Linked DNA regions of Homo sapiens: region 2 is linked to region 1. The links are chromatin loops, found by intact Hi-C in ENCODE. Cell type or tissue: heart right ventricle. All regions are shown on one strand. Each heading gives the region's core, and the rest is flanking DNA. Links, peaks and the distances in the headings are about the cores only. Region 1 overlaps CTIF (cap binding complex dependent translation initiation factor). Region 2 overlaps MYO5B (myosin VB).

Region 1 (8,931 bases), core at 510-8,509:
GCGGGTGGACGTGTGCAGGGTGGGTCTGCCTCTGGGCATCCGTCGACAGGGCCACTCAGGCCAGCCTGGGGCCTGCTCACTGTGTACCGGGCACCCCTGCTGGCCTCTTCTCAACCCTGAGCTCATTCCTCCAGCAGGGCTAGGCCAGCAGCTCTTTGTCTGTGTGATGGCCTTGGCCCAGCTGAGACCTTGAGGAAGGCTGTCCTCAATCTGGCCTTCTTTGAGCCTACTGTCCCAGCTCCCTGTCCCATGCTGGCCTCAAGGCCCTACTCCCTGAAGGATTAAGCCCTCTGATACTCATCAAGGGATTCTGGATATGGTCTGGCCCAAAGTAGGGCATGGACAGATGACCTCTCCACTGGGGCCAAGTCCTACTTTTAAAGGGCTCTAGCCTTTGTCCCTAACAAATAACAAAACTTCTTCCCTGGTGCCTGGAGGGAGATCCTGGGAACTCCCTCTTGGTCTCCAGGAGGAGGGCATAGGCTCAGTCAGGCCCTGTCCCACGGCTTCTGAATCCTCCTTCCATCCTGCATTTCCTTGCTGGAGAGCATTCGGCTGAGTCCCTATTTGGTCAGGTCCCAAGACGTCCAGGGCCACCCCCAACTGCTCTCCCTACATACAGTCTCCCCTCTCGAGGACTCCTGGACTCCCCCACTCTCAACAGCCTCCTTTTCTCCTGACCATAATTCTCTTTCTCCCCATAGGTCCCTCTCCCCTCCCAGGCCACCCCCCAAGGCCCAGTTCCAGGTCTACCTCCTCCAGGAGGCACAAATGCATGGAGGGGCATAAAAAAGGGGAAAACCTCAAAATTGGCCTAGAATCAAGACCCCCAAAAAACCAAGAAACCTCTGTGGGCTGATGTGGTCTGATTTATCCAGAATAGTTTCATGCAGGAGGTGAAATTGGAACAGGGCCATGAAAGAGGGGGAAGATTTGAGCAAGAAAGAGGGAAGGACATAAGAGGAAAGAGAAATGGGTGAGCAGAAGACTCCCCCAACAGTCTTTTCTGTCTAAGGTCAAGGGCAGGAAGACAGTCACCCTTTAGGTCTCAGTCTCAGGAGGAGCTGGGGAAAGCCAACAGTCCCTGCCCTCCATCTCCCACCCGCCAAGAAACCCACAGAAGGAAGCTGTTGGACCATCTCCAAGCGCAGTTCTTATCTGCCAAGCTTGCCAGTTCTCTGCCTGCTTCCAGATGTGACTACCACTTCATGAGGCCACATCACATCTGCAGAGTGTTTTTTAAGTTCAAAAATCCCTGTCATTATATGAACTGGTTTATTGTATTTTGACTCTTAGCACAGCTTTGCAACGTAAGTTGAACAGGTATATGACCCCCAACTTTACAGCAGAAGAAATGGAAGCTGGAAGAAAATTATTTTGGGTGAATTACACAATGTTCTGTGTGCAAAGCAGAAGGGCTCTTGGATGACTAGTGAGTGAGCTTTAGGATTTCTGCCACCTGTTTTAACTCTCAGAGGTTTCCTTTTTTGTTCTGTTTATATTCTAGATCAGTGTTTGGCAAACTTTTTCTGTAAAAAGCCAGAGAGTCAATATTTTAGGCTTTGCCGGCGATAGGGTCCACACAGCAAGTGGCTGTGGCACAAATGCAGTCACAGACAGGAAGCAAGTGAATGGGTGTGGCTGCGTTTTGATAAAACTTTATTTGCAAAAACAGGCTGGAGAGCTGGACTTGGTCTGTGGACCAGTTTGCCAATCCCTAAAATCCTAGCCGTGGCCTGGATCATTGAGGTGTTCCTATAGGGTGGGCAGACTTGCCCAGGCCCCTTGAAGCCTGCCCCACACAGCCCTGAAAGTACTCGCTGCCCACAGTCCCAGCTCCCTGCCTTCTGCTCCGCATGGAGTGAGCAGGAGGAGGCCCGCGTGGAAACCCCATCTAGACGCAGACAGTGGCCTCTTCCCGAGGAACTTTCCCAGTTGTCACCAACAAAAGTCTTCACCTCCAGAATAATCAGTTCTTTAAAAAAAAAAAAAAAAGACTCACAAATAACAAAAAATAAAAATAGGCTCGCCTCACAGAGCACGCTGCCCCTTCCCAGTGGACCTGCTACCTGGAGGTCTCAGACAGGAAACCACGGATTGGAGAACTTCTGGCCCCATTTATTGTATGGGCGCCTATTTTTGTCCTGAGGGAGGAAGCACTTGGGGGTGGGGAGGTGGCTGGGGAGGGAAAGGGGCTCTCGTTTGTAAGACCCCCTCCTTGATGGCTGCTACAGCGTCTTGGGCCAGCAGGGATGGGGAAGGCCACTACAAACCTGTCTGATTAAAAAAGAAGAAAAAAATATTTCTCTTTCAAAGCTGTCTGTAGAGGCTTTTCTCTTTTTTTCTTTCCATTTTTATTGCCTTCAGCAGTAGAGAGAAAAACAGAGATACCCACTTTCTTGTTCTTGCTTATTAAGGAAATGACATTCACCCCTAACTTGCTGTACGTGACTACCGTCTCCTGGAATTAGAAAATGTTTTTCCAGCACCTCTTCCTCCTCATCGTCCCTCCTTAGAAAGAGGTACCAGAGGAGTCAGGCTGCCTGGATTCCAATCCCCCTTCTCCCAGCTGTGTGATTTGAGGCAAGGTATTTGAGCTCAGTTCTCCAATCTGTGAAATAATAATAGAATAAACATTTCCCAGGGTATTTGTGAGACTTCAGAGATAGTATATGCAGCCCGCAGCTCAGACAGCACTCAAGTCATGGTAGCCTCTGTGGTGGAGGCACAAGTTCTGGACTAAGATGCTGGGTGGGAGTCCCTCTGGGGCAGGAGCAAGTCACTCAACCCATATTTAATGAGCCCCTAGATGTGCCCCAGGGGAACGTACACTCCACTGGGAGAATACAGACGCAAAAGAAATAAAGCAAACATGCGACAGGCGCTGCAGGGAAGAATCGAGTGACGATTCTTGAGTGATGAGGAGGCATATGGAGTGTTCACAAGCCCTTACTGAGAAGGTTACATCCGACCAAAGACATCGGTCTGTAAAGTGAGGTCAATAACAGTACGTGCTCCATGGGACAACGTGAGGGTAAGATTAGAAAAAGCAAGGACCTTCTCAGTTCCTGGAACACGGAAAGCACTCTGTGAATGTTCGCTAGTGTTACTGTTGGTGCATTACGCTCCTTGTTGAATTCTCACTAAGGGGACATTAGGAGAATACCATGTCCCCGTCTATGGGACAGGTACCAGCCCCTGCACTTAAACTCAGTCCATAATGGCTATAAGACAATGCCTGGGACACAGAGAGATGCCTGATCCGTAATGTTGGCCTGGGTGAATAAGGTCAGACCTCACCTCCGTGGGACCACGGGTGACATGGAGCAACAGTCGCCGGTGCACAGGGCCTGGGGAGGCGAGGTGGGGCATGGTTTTCAGGACTCTGCTCCTGGGTGTCTCGGGGCACTTTACTAATCCTCACGCCTGTGAGTTAGCATGTCCTAGAAGTTTCCAGAAGACTTGGCAACAGCTAACACAGCCCTAGGGAACAATAAAGTTACTCCTTCTCATCTGGAGGTCTGGGAACCCGGCTACAGAGGCTTCAACCCCAGTGTGGGGCAGCCCCAGCCGCGGCCCCGGCCTCCCGCCCAGGACCCCCATTACTAAATAGCAGCAGCGCCACCTGCTGGGGCTGCCAGGCCATTCCTTATCGGCCACCATTTTCACTCCTCCAGGAGTGAGGGACACCTGAGTGTCATTTCATGGAGCCATGATTTTCATTTTGAAAGCTCATTTGTCCCTCGGATTCTTTAGAGAGGTAGTGGGGAGGATCTCTCTGTTATCATCCAGGGCCAAGCAGAAGAACGAGGAAGGAACTGTCCCTTCCTTTAGCCATCTCCCGTGTGAAGGCTGGACTTGGACACAGGCTCAGGAGGCCAGAAAGCCACTTTCCGTCCCCTGAGCCTTCTGGGGACCCTCAATGGGGAATGCTTTGGGCACATCCCTAAGGCCAGAAATCCCACTTGACCGGGTGGCGTCCACTGTTGTGTGGGCACTAAGCCCCTTTCACAGCAAAGGGCTCCTGAGTCACACGCTCTGGACAAGGCCAGCAATGTGGGGGCAGGGGAGCCGGCCCTGCTAGGTCTGAGCCATCTAATGATTAACGGCCAACAGACACAGAATTTGGTTTCAAAATTTCCTAAGAGAAAGGCAAAACGAGAAGTCAGTGGGTTATGTAGTTCCTACTGTCAGACCAAAGACAGCAGACATAATGTTTGTCTGGGAGAATTCAAGGATAATGACCAAAATACGTCCTGATAGAAAGCCCTGGGCAGGACACTGGATAATTCAACAAACAACGTCTTTCAATGGGGTATTGTATATGACACAAAAGCACCAGGCCACTGTGTGATATAAGGAGGTGGCATTTCCGCAGGGCGCCGAGGGCCCTGTGCCCGGGAACCTGAGGAAATCTAATGCTCACCTAGGGGCCATCTAGGGCACAGGGACAACATGCCCGTTAGACCGTCTTTCTCACACTGGTCGCGCCGACTTCACACACATGGAGAAATTGCTCCCCAAGTCACACCTCAGAGTAAAGGGGTCCTGGGGGAGGGGGTGCCGGGGGGTGGTCTCAGACCAGAGATGAGGTGAAGGATATGCAATTCGGATTTCATCCCTTGCCTTCACATGGAACTTGGTCAAGTTAACTTGGAACTTAGTCAAGTTAATTCAGAACTTAGTAAATTAACTCGGCTTAGACTATGGATTACAGATTATGCGGCTCCATCTCCCCACTTAGCCAGCCCCCATCCTTCCAAGGGCGGAAGCCAACACTTTGTAACTCCCCCAGCCCCACCCCAGTGGGTGTTCCCCTGCAGCCCCGTGCTGCTGCCCTCCTGGAAGCAGTGTGTTCCCAGGGGTCCCAGGGAGGGGCGGGCCCTCTGGAGGAGTGTCATGCCTTGGCCTAGCAGGGGACATGTGGCCCAACAGGAGCTTCCCTACACCTTAGTGTGGCTGCCTCTTGCACCTCGCCATCCTCCCACTTGCTGCAGGGAGGAAGGGCCTGGGCATTGAGTGGGGTCATTTTCAGGACAGTGTGCATGTGCAGCGCTGACCAGGAGGCATGGCCGGTGAAGACGCCTTTGGCTGCTGGCGCTGGGACCAGGGGACTTCCCACAGCAAGCACCAGGCTGGAGCCTGCAGAGTGGTGCGCTGGTGCCCTCTAGTGGGAGCACACCACCATACAGCCACCGATCCTGGCGAGGCCTCCACTCCAGCAGTCCTCAACACTGGGGCCACACTCAGAGCAGGACTGTTAATGATGGGCCTGGGCTGCCCACAACACTGACAGAGTGGTAGCCTGGCCAACCCCTCCACTCCTGTGATAGAGATGCCAAAAATGCTACCAGGACACCAGCCTTGTGGATGGAATTTGGGGGTCCCCTAGAACTGCAGTCTGAGCCCAAGTGTGTGTCTCAGTGTCTGCCTGCCCTATGGCTTCAACACTGAGAACCATGATTGAACCCTGAATCCATGGCCCTGTACTCAGAGCCTTCTGCTGCCCCCCATCTCCCACCCACTCCACCCCCGCCGACCCCCCACCACCCCATCAGTGTTCTTAGAGAGCAATGTCAGTCTCAACTGGCCTGAGGCTGCCATTGTATGGCATGTCATGCCTCGGTGTGGATGCCATAAAACCTGGCTATTGGCTAGCTCCTATCCCAGCGTACCTGCTCCTTTCCCTCCAGCCACCAGTGTGGGAAGGAAGACCTTGGGGACAGTTAACACCACCAACAGACCCTTTACTTAACTAGCTCACTAAATGCCTTTTCAGAGTGCAGAACTATTCCTGGCAGCAGGGGTTCACAGAGGTATAGGGTGAGCCCTGGACACAGACACCTACTGTCTACCCTGTTGCCCCACATCCTTGTGGGGGCTCCAAGAGCCTGAGTCCAGCAGCTCCAGAGATGAAGTTCCTGAGGTCAGCACTGCAGTGAGACTCACCCCTGGATTCATTGCCAGTTGTGGAAACACAGCCAGATGGAGTCACCAGGAATAGGGGCCTTGGCTTTGGCTGGAGAGGAGCTTGGCCAGACGCCTAGGTGTCAGCATCTGACCCCCAGTGGAGGCATCACCTCCTAAAACCACTCATTGTGGCATGCGCTCTGTGTGTAACCCACTGAGAGATAAGCTAGGGCTCCCAGGAGATCAACAGGCATTCAGTGTGGGGGCCCATGGCGCCCTCTGCTTTGTACTCAGCCACACATTCACGCCCCAGACTGCAGGAGCTGCAGCAGCACAGGGGAGGAAGGTGGGGTGTACTGGGAGAGGACCCAGACTTTGCCCTTCAGGGACTGTGACCTGGGCAAGGCACCAGCACTTGCTCGGGCATTTGCAGCTTTGAATGCATGTGGTAATCTGTGCATGTCTCATTTCCTCTACTAGGCTGTGCCTCTCGTGGGGAACTGTATCTTATGTGATCAATTCTCTCTCTCTAAAAGGCTAGGGCAGAGCACTTGTCCATGAAGATGAGTTAAGTGAGCAAGTGAAGGAAAGAGGAAGATTTGGCAGAGGCACTTGAGGCTTACAGAACAGCCATGTGCTCCCCTTCTTCCCGCTCCCCTGCAGAAGTGTCAGCCCTTGCAGTTGGGGCGGGGGCATGTGACTAGTTCTGTCCAATGGGCTCTGAGTGGAGCTGATATTTCTGGGCCAAAGCATTTAAGACATACAGCAGGGGTGTCCAATCTTTTGGCTTCCCTGGGCCACACCGAAACAACTGTCTTGGGCCACACATAAAATACACTAATGATAGCTGATGAGCTAAAACAAAAAATTGTAAAATACCTCATAATGTTTTAAGAAAGTTTAAAAATTTGTTTTGGGCCATATTCAAAGCCATCCTGGGCCACAGGTTGGCCAAGCTTGACCTAGAACACGACCCTCCAGCTCTCTTTGCCTGTGCCAGGGCCACTTGGATACCATGGATTGAGATGGCAGGGCCACAGAACGCAATCCACCTGGACCCTGGAGTCCCCAAGGAGCTACCCTGGAGACCAGCTGGACCCTCAGCAGAATTTCAGAAAGTTAGAAATAAAATTCTGTGTGTGATTCCACTGAGATGTGGGGTTTGTTTAGTATTATGCCATGGCCTATAGTGTCCTAATACAGGAGACGATGGAAAAATCCTGTTTTCTTTAACAACAACAACAACAAATGTGTCTCAGAAATCACACCGAGAAGAGCATAACCAGGTTCATGCTGAATTTCTGCTGGGAAGTGGTGGGAGAAACTCAGAGACAGAGGGACGACTGAGTGTCAAGACAGACACAAATCCTGCCTTTCTTGTACACTCTAGACAACACAACAGCACATCTAGAAAGGAGGTTCTTCAGCAGCACTCACTCTAGAGCACCTGGTGCTGGGGTTATGAGGCTGAAGGAAATGGCCCAGCCCTCAGGCAGCCCAGAGTCCAGGAAGGGAGTCTGGCAGTTATGTAAGCAGGTGCGACGTGGTGGGAGCCATGCCACAGAGATGGGGGCAGGGGCTCTGGGGAAATGGCAGGTGGATGCTGGACTCCATCCTGTGCATCTGAGAGGGATCAGGGGAGGTATCCTGAGCCAGAAAAAGGACAGGCAGAGAAGGGCTGAGTGAGATTTTAGGCAGAGGGAACCGCCTGCTGGTGAGAAAGCAAGGAGAGATGGAAGATCAGAACAGATCAGGGGAGGGACTGACAGGGCCACAGGATGGCAGGGGGAGCCCAGGACAGAGGCTGGGCAAGGGTGCTGAGAACATCACAAAGCCTCCTGCCTGCTAAGGAGTCCGAACAGGGACAGAAGGGGCCGGAGATGGGGGTCTGGGCCTCTGTGGGTTGAGAACATGCTGGGGACACAGCTGGTAGGATCTTTATGCCCCTCTTCTTCTGGGGTGCAGAAGTGGAGGGCAGGTAGGCAATGGGCTTGAGGCCAACCTCCCTTTGTCACCCTCTTTCCTTCTTGCCTCCAGGTAGGGAGGGGAGGCCAGCCCTGATTTTTGTCTAAGAAAGTCTCTAGGAAGCCCGCTTATCTATGTACAGGCTCAAGACTCCCATAGGAGGGCTGGAGGTCCTCAGGCTAGAGGTGGGCTTTCCCTCCCATTTGGGGGCCTTCAGCTGGATGCACAATATCTCCTAGGTGAATCTGGAAGTAGGAGGATGTTTTTGGTGGTCACTATGCCTGCCCCTCTCCAGTGACGGCCATTCAGTGGCAGAGGCCAGGAGTCCTAAATATCCCACATTGCATTGGACACGTCCATACTATTAAGAGTTGTCCCCACCACATATGCTAATAGCTAGGCCAGCTGACCCTCAGGACCCAAGGCCAGACGAGTGAACCAGCCAGCCCTATTTATGAGGGGCTTTGAAGAACACTAGGAAAACTCAGATAAGTCATCCCATTGTGCTCTCACAGGACCGCAAATTCCTCAAACACCAAAAGTCTGTGTTTGGGGATCAAGAAGCCTGTCTACCTTGTCCTAAGGGTACCCATGTGAATTGTAGATACTCCAAGGAGCAGTCAAGCCAGGAGCATTATCAGCCAGGACTTTAAGTTTTCAACTCTTGCTGATAATCAGAATTTCCTACAATGCTTTAAAAATGCAGATTCTAGCTGGACACAGTGGCTTATTAAAAAAGCCCACAATGACCTTCGAGAGATAAAAACTACAATGTCTGAAATGAAAAATATACTGAATGGGATTAACAGTAGATTTGACACTGGAATAAAATATTAGTGAACTTGAAGAAATAGCAATAAAAGCTATCCAAAATGAAACACAGAGAGTAAAGAAAGACTTTAAAAAATCAGGCAGAGCTTTGGTGAGCCATGGGAAAAGATGAAGAAGCATAGAATACATACAATTGGAACCCCAGGGTTGAGGGAAAGTAGGAGGAATCGTGGCTGAAAATTTTCCAAATTTGATGAAACTATAAACCTACAGATCCAAGAAACT
Region 2 (8,931 bases), core at 614-8,613, 1.2 Mb before region 1:
TATTTTTTTATCTGGGGCTTTCTAGGAGCCGAACATTAATGCCAGATCAAGTTGGCCTAACAGTGAAAAGCATGTTGACCAGGAGGATGCCATTGAGGCCTATCACGGGGTCTGCCAGACAAACAGGTAAGGCCGCCGCGGTCAAATGTGCTGGACGAGGCCGCGGAGAAGGGCCCTGCCCAAACGAGTCTGTTTGGGGTTTTCCTCAGGTGATGACCATGTGCTCAGCATCAGAGAATTATTTATTAGAGGACACAGAAAGACTGACTCAGAACCCCTGCCCTACTGTTAGCTCAGCAAGGCTCGAGCAACACGCTCTCAGCATCTAGAGCCCAGGTCCCCTGAAAAGGATTAGGAAAAAGGAGCTTCCCTGGGAGGATGACAGGAGTGGAATAGGAAGGTCTGGCTGAGAACAGCTTTTCTTCTTGAGAGGATGCTGGCTGGGGAGGGGGGTGGGGGGTGGCTAACTGGCAGCAGAGGGCTGCTTAGCCATCTGCTGCAATGCCCTTCTCATGCATGCAGTGTGTGTCACACAGTGGGGGCCCACCCTCTGTCATTCAGAACAGATGGAACCCAAGCTGGGCACTTGGGGGTGGAATGGAAGCATTTCACCTCCACCGTCTTAGCCAAAATGAGATCTCCCTGGATGTGAGTTTAGCAACCACTGTCCCCTCGAAAATAAGCTGAGCCAGGGTTAAGGCAAGCAAGAGTGATTGTCTGAGGGCAGCAGCAGGGCCAAGCGTTGTCAGCAGACAGAACGCAGACCCCCAAGGCAGAGTGTCTGAGAAGGTGCACTGCAGAGTCCACTCCTCACGGTTTAGTAGCGGTCACATGACCGATAGGTGCCTCAGTTGCCTCATCTGTGAACTGGGGACAGCCATAGCGGCATCCTTCCTGTGGCTTTGGGAAGATGGGGTGAGCTCCTATCACCTGTGTAAGGGACTTAGGACAGTGCCTGCCTGTGGTGCGCACATGATGAGTGTTACTGCCGTGATACTGTTGTTATCATCTGCTTCCTCATGCCCCTGTGGGCACCTATAAAAACGGAGCTGTCTGGCCGAGCATAGTGGCTCACACCTGTAATCTAAGCACTTTGGGAGGCTGAGATGGGCAGATCACCTGAGGTCAGGAGTTTGAGACCAGCCTGGCCAATGTGGTGAAACCCTGTCTCTACTAAAAATACAAAAATTAGCCGGGCGTAGTGGCGGGTGCCTGTAATCCCAGCTACTCAGGAGGCTGAGGCAGGAGAATTGCTTGAACCCAGGAGGCGGAGGTTGCAATGAGCCGAGATCATGCCATTGCACTCCACCCTGGGCAATGAGAGCAAAACTGTGTCTCCAAAAAAAAAAAAAAAAAACATGGAGCTGGCCTCTTCCCTGGCTACCTTTCTCTCTTACCTCAACTAATAGAATGTTGATCAAGTATTTGTTCAAAATTGGTGAAAATAGCAAACATTTCCCAAAAATGTCATTAGGTGGCACTGTGAGTGCCACTTTAAGTTTTTTTGCAAGAATGTCACAGAGTCACTGAAGACTTCTGGTACTTTGATTCCCAGATCTTTTCATCCAGTCCCTCTTTCTGCAGAGAAGGAGACTGAGGCCCGGGGGGGTGGAACAGCTTAGGCCCACGGGTGGCCTGTGCCTGAGTCAAGGTAGAATCCGGAAGGCCTGACTCAGGCTGGGGCAGTTTCCAGCCACTGAGTAGGTAATCAGAAGTTGAAGGTGGTGTCACAGGCTCCAGGAGGAAATTAAATTTATTTCAAGAGAGGTATAATTCTTTTCCCTAAAGGAGGGAGAAAAGGAATGAAGGTGACTCTCTCAGTGCTAAAACTGGAGTCAAGATTTAGTCATTTTAAATTATCTTGGGTTGAAGATAAGAAATGAGATGAATAAGAAAAAGCCCAGGTGATACTAAAGTAGAAGGGAAGAAGCAGCTGTGTGCTTGGTCTGACAAGCGGTGTGCGTATCTCCCCGATCTTCAGAGCCGTCACCATTGGCAGCCTCTTTTATTCATGCAGCGGTTGTCAGGGATCCAGACCCCAGTTTAGGTTTTCCCAGGGGCTGCTTAATACCCTGGATTTGTCTTCCTTTACAGCAATAATAATGATGGTGATAAAATAAAAATAGCTTTTATTATATCTTAAAATAATTCTGTTCCCAGCAAGCCTGGTGTACAATAGGAAATTAATAGCCTGTGAAACTGAGTTAAGTACAGAAAAGGAGCTGGCTGCCCTGGGGAGTGGAGGCCTGAAGAGCCAGCTTCGCAGTGTGTGCTGCACCAGGTGCTGTGGAAGTGGCCATGGTGGGCCTGCCTCTCTCCCAGTCTGGCCTTTAGCTTTGGGAAGTGTTCATGATTGCTGCAAATCCCAGCATTGAGGGAGGAGAGGCAGGGAACAGGGACCCAACTGGGATTCTGTGGAGCCCATGACAAGGGGATTCCCATTACCATGAGGGCCACCCTGGCAACTGGGGTGCTTTGGAGATAGACAGCTGCTCTGCGTTTCCTACAGTTTTCCTGTAATGGAGAGTTCTACTGTTTAAATATAAATTATATCTACACATGTGTGATTTGTGAAAGACCATTTAGAATTTTGATGACATCTATCCTCTCCCTAGAGGAAGTTACACTCATATGCTGAATTTTGCTTAGATTTCTGGGGGCTTCCATCACATTCCCAGTCATAGCCTCTTTAAGCATTCATGATCCTCAAGTTCAGAACTTTTATCACTTGCTAACCTTCATAAGTTTGTAGAGTTTTGTTTTGGTCCCTATAACTGTGTCTTTTCCCTTGTTTTGAACTCTGGGGAGAGAAGCTATTATTGAGGAGCTGCTCTGAGAGGAGCTGCAGGAATGCGGGTGGCACTTCTGCTTCCACAAAGCTTTCTCCTTTTTTACCTCTGGGAACTAAGAGACACCAGCATCATTATCACCATTTTATATATAGGAAAATGAAGGGGGAAGAGGGCTGTGAACATGAGCTGGGTGCTGGGCAGTTTGTCTTCTTTTCAGGGCTGTATATGGGAGAAGGATGGGGAAGTGGTTTAGGAGGGCACAAGTTGCCACTGCCCTCAGCCCAACCTCACCTCGGGGTGAGCACTTAAAGTCAGAGTTAGGTAGGGGCAGGAGTGTGGCCAGGGCTCTGGTCTGGCTCTTTGACAGTGCTCCTTTGATTCCTGTCCACTTCTACCCAAGCCTTATCAAGAGTGTAAAACTCCAAAGTGAGACTGGTGCATTCCCGAGGTCCCAGAAAACCTCCTAGCAGCTCCTCTCCATCCAGCAGGTCCCCGGCAAGACAGGAGGCCTCCAGGCATTGGCACCTGGGCTTGGTCGGGCGCACCTGGGGTTATTATTCACACCCGCCGCCCCCCGCCAATACACACACCAGGGGCCTGTCCGGGACAGCGGAGACTGTGTTTGACAAGGAACTGTGTGCAGTCTCAAGATTTGCTCGGAGCTGTTGGCTCATTTGACCTTGAGCCTCGGCTGCTGTGGGCTGCCTTGCTCAGAATGGCAAAGAAGGCGGGAAGAGCTAGCTTCTGCCCAGCCCCTCCCCAGAGGGCCCAGCTTTAACCAGTCCTGACTAAGAGCTCTTGGCTTTTTTCAAGGAGGTGATCATTTCCTTATGTTCCCCAAAGTTCTGCTGGTCCTGAGTTGGCAGCACAGTTTGGGTCTGCTGTAATTTCATGGCTAGGTCATATTAATCCACAAACTGTTCACCCTCATATGGCCAGGCCTAGGGCCTCAGATGTTTCTCTGTTGTTCCTGGTGTTTGGAGTGTGCCTTCCATTTCCCAGAGGTCCCAGGGAATATGCTAGGAGGTTGAATAGAAAGCTTGGGTATGAACTAAAGAAGTTAGGCTGTCTGTGGAGCACACAGTGGGCTTTTTAGAACCGGGAAACTGACCATCTCTGAGCTGGCAGGAATCTTGTCTGTTTCCCCAGGAAGGCAGGTTCTTAACTGTGGCGGGGCCATGGTTGATAGATCCTGTTTTTCCAATATCTTCACAGAGGCCAAGTAAATATTATCCTAGGCCTTGTCTGGCTTTTTATAAGATCTGGAAGAAACCTTTGCAATAAGGTTAGTAATTAAAGATCTGGAAGAAACCTTTGCGATAATTCAGTAGGCTACTTTCACTTTACCCGTAAAGAAAGAGAGGCCCAGGGCGTGGAGGTGATTAGCCCGGGCCACGGGCTCATTACAGGTGGGGCTGGGAGTTGCCCCAATGCTAGGTTCTCCAGCCAGTTTCCTGGATGCCGAGCCTCACTGCCCCCTGTGGCTGGAGACTGACTGCAGTGAGTTAACTTATCTCTGTGTGTCACAGTGGTCTCTCTGGAAATATTTGTAGATTTATTAATTGATATCAAGCACTTACATTTTCAACAAAAAATCCTGAGCCAAGTAGTTTGGGCTTTTTCTTTTCCCACCAGGAGGTGGCGCTCCCTCCCTGGCCTTGGCCCATAATGGCCTAAGTGGAGCTGGAGGAGCTCCTCCAGGGGTTCTTTCCTCTGGGAACCAACGGCTGAAGCAAGTTGGTTGACTGGTTTTTAGTTTACTCGTGTGTCTGATTTCCTGAGCACTGTGGGCTGCCTGGGCTGCACAGTTCTCTACTTTTATCTTTGTCAATAGTGCCTGGCTTGTTACAGAATTAAGAATTCTGGGAGTATGGCCCTGTGAGGCTGGTGGCCTGGGCATTCATTAATCCTAACTTCCTTGTGTGAGTCAGCTTCGCGTGCCCCACCCTAGAGAGCTCTGCAGTCTGTAGGTTTACGGGGACGACAGAGGTGAGGTGAACCTCTGAGACAGAGCCCCAGCAGCCCCTCCCTGGGGGGTGGGGGGCTGGAGGCTGGAAAGGAGCTTTAGTTCAAGGTCTGGAGACCCTGGGTCCTGGCGCAGGAGTCAGTGTCTCTCTGGTGTGGGAAAGGAGGTGGGTGGAGCCCAGGATCCCTGCACTTGTTCCCTTTCAGCGCTGATGCGCTCTACTTCCGGCCCTCCCCAAGAATCACTGCAGTGGTGCCTACAGTCCTCCAGTGAGCTGTGCCTTTGGGTTAAAGCACCAGCCATGAAAGGCCGTAGTAAAATGCAGGCACTAACATCTGAGACGGGATGATGCTGAGTTATGAGTTTGGGATTTGTTAAAGTCTATGTTGATGTTAATGATGGAGAGGTATAATGAGGCACATCGGACCCCCACTTCCTATCGTGGCCTGAAACAGTCTCTCAGGTTAAACATTAAAAGAGCCCTGGCTGAGGAGGAAGTCCCTTCAGATGGTGGGGGGCCTTAGGATTTTATTTTTGGTTTACAGATGGTTTGCACCCTGGGAATGAGGACGAGGGCATTACAGGTCCTCATTTAGGGCTGTTTGGATGCAGTTCTTGCTCCATTATTCCTGCCTGGAAAGCTGGAATCTGGCCTGCAGGAGGAGTACTCCAGGAACAGAGGCTGTTAGGAGCAGGGAGGTGCGGCAGAGTCCTGCTGGGGGCAGCAGGCCCCTACCTGCCCTCCTCCACCCAACTCTGCTGGCCCTTGAGTATCTCTGTGTGCCCAGGGCTGCGCAGGTTGAGGACCTAGGTGGAGGTGGAACATTGGACACACCTGACCTCCAGGAGCTGCCCTTGCTGGCATGGGGCAGACACTGGGTGACTTGGACACAGCAAAAGAGTTTGCATGTAGAGGGGTAAAGAGTTCTGCTTTCCCAAATTGAGTAAAAAGTGGTAACGCACCCCAGTCCCAAGGTCAAGGGGAGACATCATTCAGTTCTCATCTAGGGCATCACAAAACTTGTTTTAGCTATTGGAGAAAGACCCTGCAAGGAGAGCTGAAGTTAAGATTAGTTAATATTTTTGTGCCTTTAAGGAGTCCCAGAAAGATCTGCATTGAAAAGCAGGTAGTGTCTGCAGTCTCCTTCCTTACCCTGGGTGGGCCTGACGTCCCCCAGGGGCTTCCCATGCTGCTCTGCAGATGCAATGTGTTCCCCACCATGAGCCTGCTCACTGCCTCCCGCTTCCTCCATGCACACTTAGGGTTCTCTCCTCCCAGCCCCTTTTGCATCTCTCCCTGTGCTTGTCTGAATCAATCTGATTGAGGGAAGCACCATGTGTGAGGCTATGTGAATGCTTCCACACTACCCACACTGCTGCCTTGCTGCCATTTACAGAGTTACCAGAACAAGCTGGCCCTCTGCTGTCTCTGGGGCAGCATGCTTTCCCACCTGGGGTTATTAGCAGGCCCCACATGAGACCACATGAACCCACTTCCAGGACAGTACCTGAAACTGGAGGACTTATGGGAGAGATGCTGTTTGCAGGTGACAGGAGAGGAGGAAGGGAAAATGGGAGTTCTTGAGCCTTGCCTTTTTTTCGTTTCCAAACCTTGGCTAGAATCTCCTCACTTTCCAGGACTCCCTGCCTGCCTGTCTCTTCCGTCTACACTGGACACCCTGTTTTTCTGTCCTTTGTTTCTAGCAAGACTGAGGATTGGGGATATTTAAATGAAGATGGAGAACTCGGCTTGGCCTACCAAGGCCTAAAGCAAGTTGCCAGGTGGAACATATTCCTTTCTTCCTGTGTCTGCTTTGTCCGTTGGGCCTGCTCATGTCTATGCTTAACCGTTTTTCAGCTACAGTGGGTGCGAGAGCACGGGGAACAGTTGGCATGCAGTCTGGCTGGTAGCCCCTGTGGTTGACCATCTGTCACTGTGCCCAGGCTGTACAGATATGGCTGAGGGTGGCTGGTTGTTTGGGTCAAGGTGATAGCATTTAGTGGACCTCCTGAGGTCCAGCCTACTTGTTCTATAGGTGAAGAAAGAGACAAGAGCAGGAGGTCACATAGCGGCAGGCACACAGCTCTTTAGAACAAGGCTGAGAAGGAAACATACCTCTGGGGAATCCTGGGCCTGTGCTGCTTTCACACTACATATTGGCCCTCCTAACTGCAGGATCAGCCAAAAATGTCTGCCTGATCTGTGCTGCTGGCTGTGCTCCAAATGTAACCTGTGCCCCCAGAGCCTGCCATCAGTATGTGTGCTGGTCCTGATCTCCGGGACTCCCTGGAGCTGATGGCAGCCAAGTGCAGTGCATGCGCCTTGACATCTGGCCTCACAGCACCTTCATGGGGTGGGGACACTGAAGCCCGGAGGGTTTAAGGAAATTGCTGGTGAAACAGAAGATCCAGAATTTGAACCTGGTTCCAGCTGATACCAGAGTCTGTGCCTGAAACCCACTGGCCCTCAGCAGTGGGTGAGCAGCTTAGCCAGACAGGGTAGGCATGCAGCAAAAGGACACCATGTGATGGTCACACCATAGGCCAGTTGACTGCAGGTGGCTTTTAAGAGCTGTGGCATAGCTTTGCCTATTGGAGCCTGACTCAACAAGAGATGGACTGGTAGTCATCGAGCTTGCTTTCCAGAGAGGAAACCGGGACTCAACAAGGTGGCATGAGTGCTGGACCCAGCTCCCTCAGCCAGGTGGTGGCGGAGCAGGAGCCAGAAGCCCTCATGCTGCTTCTCCTTGCCGCCTGCTGAGGATGTAGTAGAGGTACTGTTGCACCAAGAGCATCTCTTCTTGGAAAAAGAAAGTTTACTCAGCTGATTGACAGGGTAGTGTTTCTCTGGGTTCAGATGTGGCCCCACAATCTGTGAGCAAGGTGACATGGTGGGTCTGTTTCCTTGTGAATGGAATAGGACCTTCCTCACGGGGCATTATAAGGAATAAGGTTAATACAGGTGAAGTACTTTGCACATGCCTGATACGTAACCATGGAATAATAAATATTAGCTGCTACTTCTATTACTATCATGGTTATTATTCAATAAGATCAGATTTCTGTCCCACCAAGTAGTTTGTTTTATTGGAGGAAGGATCCTTGTGTGAAGCCAGGTGATTCCTCGTGCCTCTCCATCAGCAGATCAGACATGGTTTCATGAATCGGCAACTGAATGCATTAATAAAGCACAGACCTATGAATCAAGAGTCCTGGTTTCTAGAATCAGCCCTGCCACTGGTCGTGGCCTCAAAGCTCTTTTGGCCTTAGTTTTCTCACCTGCACGATGAGGTGGCTAGCCTAATGTTTAAGTAGGAACAGACCCTGGCTGAGTCAGCTACAGTCCACCTGGAGAATAAGACATGAACAGTGAACGTGCTGCACAAGGCAGGAGAGAAATCCTCAGGGCAGCTCGCCTAGAACCCAAGAGTGTCTGTTCTCTCTCATTAAATGTATAACTTATTGGTGACTACTTTTAATGTGCTTACTGTAGCCAATATTGGATATTATCTAAATGCTGTATTTCATTTAAAATCCTGATTTAATTACCCAATTATCCTCCACAAATCTCATGTTATTTTTCTTTAGTAATAGGTAATATCGCCTGTAGTGAATGAGTGATTTTCTCAATCACTTCTTCATTCATGTAACTTTGTTGAGGAGCCACTGGGAGTCAGGTGTTACACCCAGTGCTGCTATGGAGCTGACTCAGCTACATAAAATGTGGTTGCTTATATCAACAGTGTAGACTTTCCCTCTCTCTCTTGCTCCCTTGTAGACATGGTCCCACCTGTCTTATGATAATTCTCACCTCCCAAACCATCAGAACTGTAAAAAACATGGCGCCTTCCTCCAGGGCAGCCACGGCCTCCAACAGCTGTGTTAGAGGCACAACCAGTTCCTACCTGTGTGCCTACCTTGGTCATAATTGTTATGTGCATTCCTGGAAGACACTGGGGTGGATTTTTTCCATGTAACCATGTCTGGAAGCTCTTTACAGTACAGTACCTCTCCCCCAGCACCCTAGCTTTCTTCCATATGAAGCCTGCTGCACTGAATCGGAAAGCTGGTTTAAGTAACTAAGTCCAAGAAGGACAACATCATGGTCATATTAGCATCTAACTTCCTGAAGATGCGGCTGCCTGTGAGCCTTCATTAATCTCTTGCCTTCTA

Evidence for each region. A loop is a pair of places that touch in the nucleus more often than their neighbours do. Peaks named below come from ENCODE experiments on the same cell type or tissue, not always from the same donor. Only the 100,000 strongest peaks of a DNase experiment are listed, where the experiment ranks them.
Region 2: it touches region 1 in a loop (5-fold over the local background); 14 of 110 quality-filtered maps call a loop at or near these places.

Annotation. Positions count from the first base shown.
Region 1 is chr18:48,671,656-48,680,586 of GRCh38, reverse strand. All of the region lies in intron 6 of CTIF (cap binding complex dependent translation initiation factor), which reads right to left. LOC105372107 (a long non-coding RNA gene) reads left to right here. Exons shown (of 4, transcript XR_007066460.1): 4 at 6,911-7,062. Among named protein-coding and RNA genes, the nearest start is that of MIR4743, 5.5 kb to the right of the region's middle. RefSeq lists enhancers at 3,379-3,438, 3,459-3,528, 4,165-4,789, 5,263-5,442. In heart right ventricle, for the core only: CTCF peaks have their summits at 3,427, 3,633 (motif pointing left), 4,951 and 5,163 (motif pointing left); DNase peaks (open chromatin) are centred at 3,606, 5,136 and 6,036; H3K27ac peaks cover 5,976 bases.
Region 2 is chr18:49,854,422-49,863,352 of GRCh38, reverse strand. It overlaps MYO5B (myosin VB), which reads left to right. Exons shown (of 40, transcript NM_001080467.3): 29 at 26-126; 30 at 6,463-6,540. Among named protein-coding and RNA genes, the nearest start is that of SNHG22, 45 kb to the right of the region's middle. RefSeq lists enhancers at 6,254-6,754, 6,755-7,255. In heart right ventricle, for the core only: CTCF peaks have their summits at 1,451, 4,216 and 4,417 (motif pointing right); a DNase peak (open chromatin) is centred at 4,452.